Linked DNA regions of Homo sapiens: region 2 is linked to region 1. A link is a contact called in ENCODE Hi-C or POLR2A ChIA-PET data. All regions are on one chromosome and are shown on one strand. The core of a region is the stretch at or near the end of the contact, and the rest is flanking DNA. Distances in the headings are between cores, read along the strand shown. Region 1 has its middle 73 kb from the start of CRAT37. Region 2 overlaps LOC107984778 (a long non-coding RNA gene).

Region 1 (6,746 bases), core at 1,820-4,319:
TAAAACCCCATCTCTACTAAAAATACAAAAAAAAAAAAAAAAAAAAAAAAAAAAAAAAAAATTAGCTGGTCATGGTGGTGGGCGCCTGTAATCCCAGTTACTCAGGAGGCTAAGGCAGGAGAATTGCTTGAACCCAGGTGGCGGAGGTTGCAGTGAGCTGAGATTGTACCACTGCACTCCAGCCTAGGTGACAGAGGCAGACTCCATCTTAAAAAAAAAAAAAAGAAAGAAAGAATCAGGGTAACAAGGGGTCTTGTTCTGGAGAAATTACCACCAATACAAGGGAAGACCCTCAATTCAGAATTGCTCTTTGTCAATGAGGAGACTTGCTAGATAAGAAGCCCCTAGGTTTCAGGCAGGAACATGCCCTTTTCAAATCCTGGACCAAGCAACTACATTTTTCTGGTGACATCGTAAGATTGCAGTGGGCACAATGGCAATGGACAGCGGGGCCCAAGAGGCACAGAGCAGTGGCTCCAGTTTTGTTTCAACCAAGCAATTGTGTCTCAGATTGATGTGCTGGACTATAGGGGCCCTGAGAGCTTGGAATTTTCACAGAAGAAGTGGGAATCCTAGAGGTCAAAAAAAAATAACAACCTTGCCAAAGTAATATGGGCTTGAGCTGTTTGATGAGAGGAATAAAAAGATATTCTCTTCCTTAGAAGTCCAAATTGTTGAGGTAGAACATCTTTGTTAGAGAGCTTCTTAGGTGTTTGTTGGCCTCTTCAACTAGAATTTGAATTGCTGGAAAGTGGAAACCATGTTCATTCATCACTATGTATTCTAGAATACGTTACAATTCTTTATAGTAGAGGTCACCATTTTCTGTAAAGGGCCAGATAGTAAAATTTTAGTCTTCTGGGGGCAGATAATCTTTGTTGCAGCTGCTCAACTCTCATTGTATTGCAAAAGCTGCCATAGATGACACACAAACAAATGGGCATGGCTGTGTCCCAATAAAACTTTATTTACAAAAACCACAGGCCACAGGATCATAGTTTTCTGACCTTGCTTTCCTGGTGGAAAGACGGTAAGTTCTGAGGCAAGATAATCCTTATTTTAGATTCTAGCTCTGCCTATCACATAACCTTTCAATCAGTTTTCTTTTCTGAACAATAAGGTGTAGTAATATACCATACATAGAAATGAAAATGATATCTGTGAGAGATCTTGAAAATATTTGGAGCATGAGAAAGTACTCAGTAGATATATTTCCCTAGTAGGTGCTTAATTCATAGAATTTAAATTTGAAGATGTTTTGCTCTAAAAAGTGTCTTGACCAATCTTTCCTACAGAGTTCTTTGCAGCTCATCTCGAGGTCATGTTTGTCATTGATTTCAGCAAAAAGGCTGTGCAATCAAAAAAGCTCAGATGGAATTTGGGGGGTAATTCCAATTGAGAGATGTTGATTTAAATCTCTAAGGCCAATGTACTAACTCAAAGTTGAAAGGAATCAGGGAAATGGAGCCTTCAGACTTACTGTGTGATTAACCTTTGGCACACAGAAAGAAAGAGCATAATAAATATGTAGCATTTGCTACACTCTTTTGATCATGAAATTTAAAAAAAGTAAGAGTCTGTAAACATTAGGAGATTGTTCAGGAGACTCTGCTGAATTGGATTAATGTCTCAACAAATCATCCTCTGATGAATTCCATAATGAGAGCATTTATTGACCTGCACGTTGGAGAAAACAACTTACAAGAAGAATTTGCTGTAAAATATGTGTTTAACGGGAAGAACAAAGCTAATGTTTGGAAAGCATTTTTGTTTGCCAGGGGTGTAAACAAAGTGTTTTATTTCCCCTTTCTCTCTGTGGAGCTCTGCTTGAAACATCATGCTATAATAGAGGCAATTACATATAAAGGGACAGATTGTTATGTTCGTTTCCAGTGAAAATGGCTAGACATATGAGCTCTGGCATTGTATGATTCAGGTAAGCGCCGCAGTCTTGGAAGGCTGACACCTAATTCCTCCCAGCCTTTTCAGTGTGCAAGGGGCTACTGTGCATTAAATCTCTAAGGCCGATGTACTAACTCAAAGTTGACTCAAATGCACAAAAGAGTGTGCATTTCTCTTTTGTGATGTTTAGTGCGAGCTGGATTGAATATTTCACAAATTGCTCCTTTCTCCACGGATTTTTGTCTTTCCATTTCTCTCACCAAAACTGCATATGAAATTTTCAAATTTATTTTTGAAAATAAGATGGAGGAGTGGATCCAATCATCTTGATAAAGAAGTTAGTGTGGAGAAACATCATGGCAAGGTATTAGAAGGGTGCCTTTGGTGAATTCTGACTACGAATGACCCGCGAAGGGACATGGTGTTAGTTACCATGCTACTCAACTCCTCAGAGTCTCTGTTTCCTCATTTATAGTATGGGAGAATAATAGCTACGCTTCAGGCAGAGGAAATTAAATGATAATGAATATAACACACATAGCCTAATAGCAGGCACAAAACATATGATCAACAAATAGCATCTGTTATTACATTTATTTATTTATTTATTTATTTATTTATTTATTTATTTACCCAAATCAGTAAGCTATGCTATTTTGGATACAGTGAGTTAGCTGAGGAAGTAGAACTGCTAAGAAGAATTTCGACAAAGAGTGGAGCTATTCAATAAATATTGCTTGATTTGATTTGGCACAGCCATCATTCTTATGCTCTGCTGGTTCCGAATTAGGCCATAGATATTTTCTCAGCTATTTTAATTAGAATCAGATGGAGGAAGAAACAGAGGCAATGAATATAAGAATCTGTTTTATATCACTCCCCCGAGGATGGACAGAGGAAATAATAGGTCTTTTCAATGTTTAATTTCAGTGACTCAAACAGGAGGAAATTTGCCAGGACAAACGGGGCTGTTTTGCCTCCCTGGGTGAAGGATAATTTGATACAAAGCTCCCTTTTCCAACAACAGAAGTTAGGACCATGACTCAGCAGACCAGACAGGCAAGAGACTAAAAAAAAGTCTCTGTGTGCCCTTCTGGACTTTGGATTGAAAGCTGCCTGTTTTATCTGGTCTGCTTATCATATTACTCCACAGTTGCAATAGGTGTCTTATTACAGTCTCGGCTCACCCCCATCAAAGCTATGTGCTCATAATGATATTGATGTCAAGACTGTGGCAGGTGAATAGAGCACTTTGTTGAGTGTGTCTCTAATTTCATGTGCCTAATGGTATGTGCGGTGTGCACCTGCGAAGTATAACCACATATGTACAGGTTGCAGGGAGGTGGTCTTTTTCTGCCTCTGCAGTGCTCAGGCAGAGAAATTCAACTTCACTGTTCATCTTCTATGAGCAGGCTGAGGAGGTTAATTATATCTTACATATCCTATTAAATCTAGCATTTGTCCTCCTTGGAGTTAGATTTATAGAATGAAGCAAAGCAATAAAGAAATTGTAAGCCACCCAAGTTACTGTAAGACCACCTGTGACCAAAGGATGGCTCAGTTTCCAAAAAGAACTCTGGGAAAATGTGCCATGTGACCCACATCCTTGCACATACAGCTGTTCTCCTTTATTTAGGCTGATGACACACATTCCCTAAGGCAGAGACCAGCAGGGTGCTGCACCCTGAGAACACATACGAAGCTTCATGTCTTTCTTTGACCCAACAGCCAACTCTGAGTTCAAAGAAAATAGCAAGTGGCTTAGTCCATTTGGGCTGCTATGACAAAATACCATACACTGGGTGGCTTATAAACAAAAACTATTATTTCTCACAGTTCTGGTAGCTGGGAAGTCCAAGAGCAAGATGCCAGCACATTCAGCATCTGGTGAAGATCTGTTTCCTGGTTAACAGATGACACCTTCGTGCTGTGACCTACCATGGTAGAAGGAGCAAGGCAGCTCTCTGCGGCTTCTGTGGCCCAGAGACACAATATGGACACTAATCCCATTCATGAGGCTCCACCCTCATAACCTAATTACCTCTCAAAAGCCCAACCTTCTAATACCATCACACTGGGAGTTAGGATTTCAACATATGAATTTCTGGAGGACACAAACATTTAGACCGTAGCAGCAAGAATGGGGGAGAGCCAGTTCAGATCATCTACAGGTTTTCTGGAAGCTAATTTAGTTTAGTTTCATTTAAGTTTAGTTTAGTTTCATTTTGCTCTTTCTTAATTCATTGCTGGATTTATTATTTTCTTGGTCATGAGCTAATTTATGCTATAGTAGAAAGGGGTAAATACAAAACACAATACCCAAAGCATGGAAAGCCTGAAAAGTGAGTAATATGCTTGTAAGCTGGCTTTTGGGGCAGTAGGGAGGGAGCCTGGGTTATATAGCCTTTGCCAGTTTCCACGGTGTAAATACTTCAGTTGTGTTCAATTTGAAGCTACCAACAGCTTAACAACTAGCTCTCAACATTTCTAAATATTTAACAATAGTCTCTTGCTAGCCAGTTCCAGAGAAACCACTGGGTAAGCCCAGTGCCAAGAGGCAACTCTTGTTAAGAAAATGGCTTACTTATCTCCAGTCGTTTGGCTGCACTTTTCACACAAGTATAGGTCTATATTATAAGTAAAATATTATATGCTGGTTTTCCTAGTGCTTGCTTTTTGGATTTACCCCATGACCACATTGTATGGATTTTTCATAAAGTGTTTAGTTAGCCAGCCTTTTTTTTTTTTTTTTTTTTTTTTTTACATGGAAGAAATTGCACAGGACTTGGAGGAAAACAGAACTAGGTTCTAATAGTGGAGTGACTGCTTGCTAGTGGTAAAGATATGGGAACATTACTCAACCTTGTGCAACCTCATGTCCTTACCTTCAAGGCGGAGATAACAAATACCTAATTCACAGGGTAAAAATAGTGGGCATTTATTAAGCAGACATAAAATTTTAGTTCCTTTCTTCTCACTTCCAACCCCGATTTAGTGGTTGGTTTTTTCTTCCTGCACACATCAGTCTTACCAATTGGGAATATCCTTCTTGGGCCCCTCCTCATGAGAAACGAAGAGCAGAATAGTATCATTGCATAAAGTGGCCTATATCCTCAGATGGCTGCGGTTTCTTAGAGAATCAGGCCCACCTTCTTAAGTTGCTGTGATTTTTTTTCAAGTTGACTTGCTAAGCAGAGTGGCCAAGTTCACAGATTGCTAGTCAGGAGGAAAAAGGGCTGTTGACGCATTTTATAGCTACTTGGATTCAGAGAATATCAATGCTAAAAAGGACCTCGTGGAAGAACTAACCCTGAAACTGCAAATAGGAGTGAAAAATATTGGTTATGTGATCATATAAATACATATAATATCAATATTGGTAACATGTAATGCATTTAGTACAATGCTTATATTAATAAATTTCATGCCTTTCTGTTGGAATGAACATATATTTAGTAGATCAAAAGTGTTTCACTGGGTATGGCCAATCTGAGAGCTTCTCTCTTTCTTTCTACTGGAAGAGGCAACATAGCATGAAAACAGACAATCAGGGCTGAAGAGGAAGACACAATACTGGATCCACACATAGCACAGACTGCTAGCTGCCTGCTGACCATTCTCCCTCTCCTTTTTATGAATAGGATTTCCAGCTGCGGAAGCCTGGGCCCCTGATGCCAGTACCAATATTGTGCTCCGTGTCCTGGGACTCATTTTACATTTAAGAAGACATAAACTTTTATCTTGTTTTAAACCCTTATTATTTGGGGTGTCTGTCCCATGCTGTGAGACCTAATCCTATCTGATATGTCACACCATCCAAATCCAGGAGATCTGGTCCCCAAATATATAAGGTGAATAGAATTGGAAAAGTGAGAAGCCCAACTGGACCAAAGAGCATGTGATTATAACAATCATAACAACAGTGGCCAGTCAGTGGTCACCTACTATGTACCAGGCAGTGTTTTGAGTTTGTAAATATGTCATGCTATTTAACCCTGTGAAGTAAGTATTGTTGTTCTTATTTTGCTCAATGGTGAAAGAATAACTCCAAGGTCACTTTAGACAACCTGGAATGGAGCTAGGATTGAACCATAAACTTGTCTGACTCCAAATCTCATAATCTTAACATCTTGTCATCAGCTTTTTCAAAGAAATAATGAATCTGAAAGCACACATGCATGGTCTCAAAAACCACAGTCCTTCTATAAAGCTTTTAAGTATCTGTCAGGGCCCTAATCATTTCTGCAACATGAATGAAATGGATGAAAATTAATTTTAATATTGGTTTTACATTAATATGGAAGCTAATGTTTGAACTAGATCAGCCAAAGAGTCCCAGTGCTTATCTAAAAAGCAAGTGACTAATGTATGGAGAAATTCATAATTCTGTACTCTACATACCCTTTAGCATTTATTTTTCCTTCTGGCTGTAGATTTTTACAGGATAATAGATGATTCTGCCTGTGGAATACCTCACCTGATTCCGATTTTTCACTTGAATTCATACTCCTCTGACTGGAAAAGAATTCTTCATTTCTATGGCAACCAGGGTTTTGTTCCCTGTCCCCTCCATTTAAAATTCCAAGCAGATACCCTTTATTTCAGAAATGAAATAAACTGTGGAAACAGGTGACTATTTTTAAAACATGTTTTCCTCTACATGTGGTCTCTTGCCATCAAGTTAGAAGAAATATTCCTTACAACCAACCTTCCCTGTGCCTTCAATTTTGTTCTTAAGTGCTTGTCATTGGGGCAATTACCAGTTGGGCGAACAACTTTTCAGCGAGGCCTGGATTTGAGGTTCTCCAGTTACTTGTCTATGCTTTCCTCTGGGATGGGGTAGA
Region 2 (6,746 bases), core at 1,116-3,615, 80 kb after region 1:
CTTAAGAAGCTAAAGAAGACTAAAAACTGCAAGTGAGTGAAAGGTTATGCAATGTGGGCTAAGGTGGTGTTAAGCATTTCTGAAACTCATTGGGGAAAGAGGGATTTCAAAAGTATAGTTTGGAAGATTTCATAGGGGGAAAAAAAAATCATGATTATACCTCAGTGAATGGAGACTCTTCAATTAACCAATGACATTTATTGCATAGGCTAAGTACTTTTTTTCCTACCAAACTGGAACATGAGAAGAAGAGGGCAATTTGTAGGTAGCGTATTACCTGCCATCACTCATGCTTTGCTTATTTTTCATACTGCACTAATATCCTCCCTGGCTGCAGCTGTCTGGGCTGTTTTGGCTTACATATTTCATGGGCATTTAGGTACTGGATGCAAGGATTAAATTTGATGACAAATGAGAAGGTAGATTATAGTGGTGGGATTTTCACAAGTATAAAGCCACCACCTGACCTGCTGAAATCACAAGGGCAGGAATTAATGGCATAGAAGATACCACCATATATTCCTTGGTCACTTTTCGTCTGTCCTTGGAATAAGTTATCAGCTCCCTGCCAACCTCGTGCAAAGGCATGCACAATCTGAATGATATCCACAGAACACTGAATGATACTGTGTCCAATCTGGAAGCACGGGAAGTGGCACTCAGGAAGACATAAATCAGTTTATCATACCCAGACCAAAAAGAAGGAAGCAGACAGGACACAAACATTGATTTAATATGAGAGGCTTTACATATGTTACCCTCCTTTAATCCTTACAACAACCCTCAATTTTCCTGAATTTTATTCTAAAAATGGTGAGGCTCCGAGAGGTTATTATCTGCCAAGGTCACCTAGCTGGTATATGACGAAGTCAGGATTTCGGTCCAGATCCGTGTGACTTCAACCCTTGCTCTTTCCAATATACCCACTTTTTCTCCCTGAATGTTTCTTTAGATGGAGACTTTGCTTAACTGCAGCCTCCAAGAGGCATGAGAAATTCACATGGAGGACTTCTAAAGGAACGGGTGGAAGGCAATGCCTCCTGAGCCTTTGTATGTGAAAGGCATTCTGCTCAGCACTGCAAAGAACACAGAGAAAACCACCTAAAGATGCTCAGAATCTCATGCAAGGGCTGATTTACATGTCACTTTTCTTTGAAATATTTTTTTATTGCCGTAAGGGCACTTAACGTGAGACCTATCCTCTTAAAAAATTGTAGGCATACAATACATTATTGTTGATTATAAAGATATCATACCTCACAATTGTCGGGACGGCTATTACCAAAAAAAAAAAAAAAAAAGCATTCTGTCACTTGAGACAACACAGATGAATGTGGAGGACATTATGTTCAGTAAAACAAGTCAGGAACAGAAATACAAATACCACACAATCTCACCTACATGTAGAATCTTAAAAAGTTGAACAAATAGAAAAAGAGAGTAGAAAAAGAGACTGGGGGTTAGAGGATTGGAGAGATGTTAGTCAAAGAACACAAAATTTCAGTTAGATGGGAGGAATAAGTCGTAGAGATCTATTGCCTATCATGGTGACTATAGTTATTATACACCGGAAAATTGCTAAGAGTAGAATGTAAGCATTCTCACCACAAAAAAAAAAAAAAAAGGTAAACATATGAGGTAGGGCATATGTTAATTAGCTCAATTTAGCCATTCCACAATGTGTACATATATCAAAACATCATGTTGTACACCAAAAATATATATAAATTTGTCAATTAAAAATTAAATTAAACAAAAAACAAGTGTGGGCAAGGATATGGAGAAACTGAAACCAGTGTATGCTGTTGGTGGGACTGCAAAATGATACAGCCGCTATGGAAAACAGTGTGGAGGTTCCTCAAAGAGATAAAAATAAAACTACCACATGATTCAGCCATCTCATTTTTGGGTATATATCTGAAATAATTGAAATCAGGATCTAAAAAAGAGATATTATCACATCCGTGTTTATCGCAGTGAGTAAGAAATTCACAATAGCCAAGATAAGGAAAGGACCCATATGTTCACTGACAGATGAATGGATAAAGAAATTGTGGTATATACATACAATGAAATACTATTCAGCTTTTAAAAAGTGAAAAATTCTGCAATATGCAACAACATGGATGAACATTGAGGACATTATGCTAAGTGAAATAAGTTACACACAAAAAGACAAGTACTACATGATTCCACCTCCATGAGTCATCTAAAATGGTCAAATTCTTAAAATCAAAGACTAGAATGGTGGTTACCAAGGGCTTGGAGCAGAGGCAAATGAAATGTATTAATCGGTTTTTTTGAGAAGGTCATGGCAGACGAGAGGCAGGACTAGATTGCAGCTCCCACTCAGATGGACAGAGCAGTGTGTGTAGTCTCGCATTGTAAACTTTTGCTCCAGAACTACTGCAGAAATAATTCAGGAAAGCCAAGAGAACCCACGGACCCTCTGAAGGAAGCAAATTGCTCCTGCAGGACCCAGGAGACACCCCAAATACCGTGACTGCCCAAACTCTGGAAGTGAGAAAGGGGGATCTTCTGCCTCTGAACACACATGCTCACTAAGGAACCTGAAGGTCTACAACACGGAAGAAGATTCTGATCTAACCTGGAGCTGAGTCAATTTAGAGAGCCAAGCGAAATACAGGAGTAGAGGAAGCAGCGGGAAAAGCCCCGTGGGCTCTCTGCGTCCCCTGGGTAGCCATTTCCGCCTTGCCTCACAGGGGGCCTTGGGGAGGACTGCCAGAAAAGGACTGGGAAAAGGCCACAAGGAGAAGGAAACCTCCAGCTGAACTTTGTAATAATTCCAACCGCATGAGAAATCTCCTGGCCAGAACTCAAGGGAGGGCATGAATCCTGTGTGCAGACTCCACAGGTGGGGAAGCATGAAAGCCCTACTTACTTTCATAGCTGGGAGGTGAGTAGCCTGGAGCTAGTTCTCAGCCCTGCTCACCCACTGCCTGGAAACAGACTCGGTGCTGTTGGGGGGTGGGTACAGTGAAAGTGAGATCATCCTTTTGGCTTGCATGGGAGCTGGGTGAGGCCTGTGACTGCTGGCTTTCCCCGACCTCCCTGACAACCTACATGACACAGCAGAGGCAGCTATAATCCTCCTAGGAACATAACTCTATTGACCTGGGAACCACACTCCCATCCCCCACAGCAGCCACAGCAACACCCTCCCATAAGGAGAGTCTGGGCTCAGACACACCTAGCCTTGCCCCCACCTGATGGTCCTTTCTACCCACGCTGGAGCTGAAGACAAAGGACTTATACTCTGGGGAGTTCTAGGGCCCTGCCCACCACCTGATCCTCCCTATACTACCACAGCTGATGCTTTCTTGAAAGTGCCACCTCCCTGCAGGAGGCCAACCAGCACAAAAATAGTGCATTAACAACCGAAATTAAGGACCCTCACAGAGTCCATTTCACCCCCCTGCCAACTCCACCAGAGCAGATGCTGGTATCCACAGCTGAGAGACCCACAGATGGTTCACATCACAGGACTCTGTATAGACAACCCCAGTACCAGCCCAGAGCCTGGTTGACCTGATGGGTGGCTAGATCCAGAAGACAGATTACAATCACTACAGCTTTGCTCTCAGGAAGGCAAATCCCTAGGAAAAGAGAAAGTACTACATCAAGGGAACATCCCATGGGACAAAAGAATCTGAACAACAGCCTTGAGCCCTAGACCTTCCCTCTGACACAGTCTACCCAAATGAGAAGAAACCAGAAAACCAACCGTGGTTATATGACAAAACAAGGCTCTTTAACACCCCCAAAAAAAATCACTCCAGGTCACCAGCAATGGATCCAAACCAAGAAGAAATCCCTGATTTACCTGAAAAAAGAATTCAGAGAGTCAGTTATTAGGCTAATCAGGGAGCCACCAGAGAAAGGCAAAGCCCAATTTAAGGAAATTTTTTAAAATGATACAAGAAATGAGGGGAGAGATCTTCAGTGAAATAGCATAAATAAAAAACAATCAAAACTTCAGGAAACAATGGATGCACTTATAGAAATGCAGAATGCTCTGGAAAGTCTCAGCAATGCAATCAAATGAGCAGAAGAAAGAACTTCAGAGCTTGAAGACAAGGATTTTAATTAACCCAATCCAACAAGACAAAGAAAAAAGAATAAGAAAATATGAACAAAGGCTCCAAGAAGTCTAAGATTCTTTCAAACAACCAAACCTAAAAATAATCGGCAATCCTGAGGAAGTAGAGAAATCTAAAAGTCTGGAAAACATATTTGTTGGAATAATCAAGGAAAACTTCCCTGGCCTTGCTAGAGACCTAGACATCCAAATACAAGAAACTCAAAGAACACCTGGGAAATTCACCACAAAAAGATCATAACCTAGGCACATTGTCATCAGGTTATCTAAAGTTAAGATGAAGGAAAGAATCTTAAGAGCTGTGAGGAAAAGCACCAGGTAACATATGAAGGAGAATCTATCAGATTAACAGCAGATTTATCAGCAGAAACCCTACAAGCTAGAAGGTACTGGAGCCCTATCTTCAGCTTCCTTAAACAAAACAATTATCAGCCAAGAATTTTGTATCCAGCAAAACTAAGCTTCATAAATGCAGGAAAGATACAGTCTTTTTCAGAGAAACAAATGCGGAGAGAATTTGCCACTACACCAAGCCAGCACTACAAGAATGCTAAAAGGAGCTCTAAATCTTGAAACAAATCCTGGAAACACATCAAAACAGTACCTCTTTAAAGCATAAATCACACAGGACCTATAAAACAAAAATACAATTAAAGATTAAAAAAAAAGTATACAGGCAACAAATAGCATGATGAATGGAATAGTGCCTCACATCTCAATACTAACATTGAATATAAATGGCCTAAATGCACCACTTAAAAGATAACAGAATTGCAGAATGAATAAGAATTCACCAACCATCTGCTGCCTTCAAGAGACTCACCTAACACTTAAGGACTCACATAAACTTAAAGGGGTGGAAAAAGATATTCCATACAAATGCACACCAAAAGCAAGCAGGGGTAGCTATTCTTATATCAGGCAAAGCAAACTTTAAAGCAACAGCAGTTAAAAAAGACAAAGAAGGACATCATTATGTAATGATACAAGGCCTTGTCCAACAGGAAAATATCACAATCCTAAATATATATGCATCTAACACTGAAGCTCCCAAATTTACTACTAGACCTAAGGAATGAAATAGACAGCAACAAAATAATAGTGGGGGACTTCAATACTCCACTGACAGCACTAGACAGGTCATCAAGACAGAAAGTCAACAAAAAAAATGGATTTAAACTATACCCTGGAATAAATGAACTTAACATATTTACAGAACATTCTACCCACAAACCTCAGAATATACATTCTACTCATCAGCTCATGGGACTTTCTCCAAGATAGACCATATGATAGGCTATAAAAAAGCCTCAATAAATTTAATAAAATTGAAATTATATCAAGCACTCTCTCAGACCACAGTGGAATAAAACCGGAAATCAACTCTAAAAGGAACTTTCAAAACCATGCAAATACATGGAAATTAAATAATCTGCTCCTGAATGATCGATCATTGGGTCAACAATGAAATCAAGATGGAAATTAAAAATCTCTTCAAACTAAATTACAATAGTGACATAACGTATCAAAACATCTGGGATATAGCAAAGGTGTAAGAGGAAAGTTCATAGCCCTAAATGCATACATCAAAAAGTCTGAAAGAGCACAAACAGACAATCTAAGGTCACACCTCGAGGAGCTAGAGAAAAAAGAACAAACCAAACCCAAGCCCAGCAGAAGAAAGGAAATAAGATCAGAGCAGAACTAAATGAAATGGAAACAAACAAAAAAAAATACGAAAGTGAAACAAAAAGCTGGTTTTTTGAAAAGATAAATAAAATTGATAGACCATTAGCAAGATTAACCAAGAAAAGAAGAGAGAAAATCCAAATAAGCTCAACTAGAGACAAAACAGGAGATACTGCAACTGACCACAGAAATACAAAAGATCATTCAAGTGTACTATAAACACCTTTATGTACAAAAACTAGAAAACCTAGATGAGACGGATAAATTCCTGGAAAGATACTAACCTCCTAGCTTAAATCAGAAAGAATTAGATACCCTGAACAGACCAATAATAAGCAGTGAGATTGAAATGGTAATTTAAAAATTAACAACAACAACAACAAGAAAAATCCAGGACCAGATGGTTTCAAAGCTGAATTCTACCAGACATTCGAAGAAGAATTGGTACCAATCCTATTGACACTATTCCACAAGACAAAGAGGGAATCCTCCCTAAATCATTCTATGAAGCCGCTATCACCCTAATACAAAAACCAGGAAAGGCATAAACAAAAAAGAAAACTACAGACCAATATCCCTGTTGAACATAGATGCAAAAATCCTTAACAAAATACTAGCTAACCTAATCCAACAACATATCAAAAAGATAATCCACCATGACCAAGTGGGTTTTATACCAGAGATGCAGGAATGATTTAACATATACAAATCAATAAATGTGATACACCACATAAACAGAATTAAAAACAAAAATCACATGATCATCTCAATAGACACAGCAAATTAAACAAAATCCAGCATCCCTTTATGATTTAAACTCTCAGCAAAATCGGCATACAAGAGGCATAACTCAATGTAATAAAAGCCATCTATGACAAACCCACAGCCAACATAATACTAAATGGGGAAAAGTTCAAAGCATTCACTCTGAGAACTG

Evidence for each region. Hi-C counts contacts between places; a loop is a spot of excess contacts on that map. ChIA-PET counts read pairs that join two places held with the same protein, here RNA polymerase II (POLR2A). Pooled maps may share reads with other maps.
Region 2: a loop to region 1 is called in a map of PC-9, with 13 times the contacts of the local background. The contact joins two enhancer-like sites. A Hi-C loop is called at or near these places in 3 of 168 maps with a recorded cell type or tissue (Calu3, PC-9 and mammary epithelial cell) and 5 of 50 pooled maps. POLR2A ChIA-PET finds 5 or more read pairs at or near these places in 2 of 52 experiments (PC-9 and activated naive CD4-positive, alpha-beta T cell).

The regions. Positions count from the first base shown.
Region 1 is chr15:91,533,199-91,539,944 of GRCh38, reverse strand. No RefSeq gene overlaps it. Among named protein-coding and RNA genes, the nearest start is that of CRAT37, 73 kb to the right of the region's middle. Within about 2 kb of position 3,069, at least 7 of the 41 ENCODE cell types and tissues checked have a DNase peak (open chromatin) inside an H3K27ac peak, as active enhancers do; they include PC-9, where a contact is called at or near this core.
Region 2 is chr15:91,452,615-91,459,360 of GRCh38, reverse strand. The region is part of intron 2 of LOC107984778 (a long non-coding RNA gene); the gene reads left to right. Among named protein-coding and RNA genes, the nearest start is that of CRAT37, 7.4 kb to the left of the region's middle. Within about 2 kb of position 2,365, at least 5 of the 41 ENCODE cell types and tissues checked have a DNase peak (open chromatin) inside an H3K27ac peak, as active enhancers do; they include PC-9, where a contact is called at or near this core.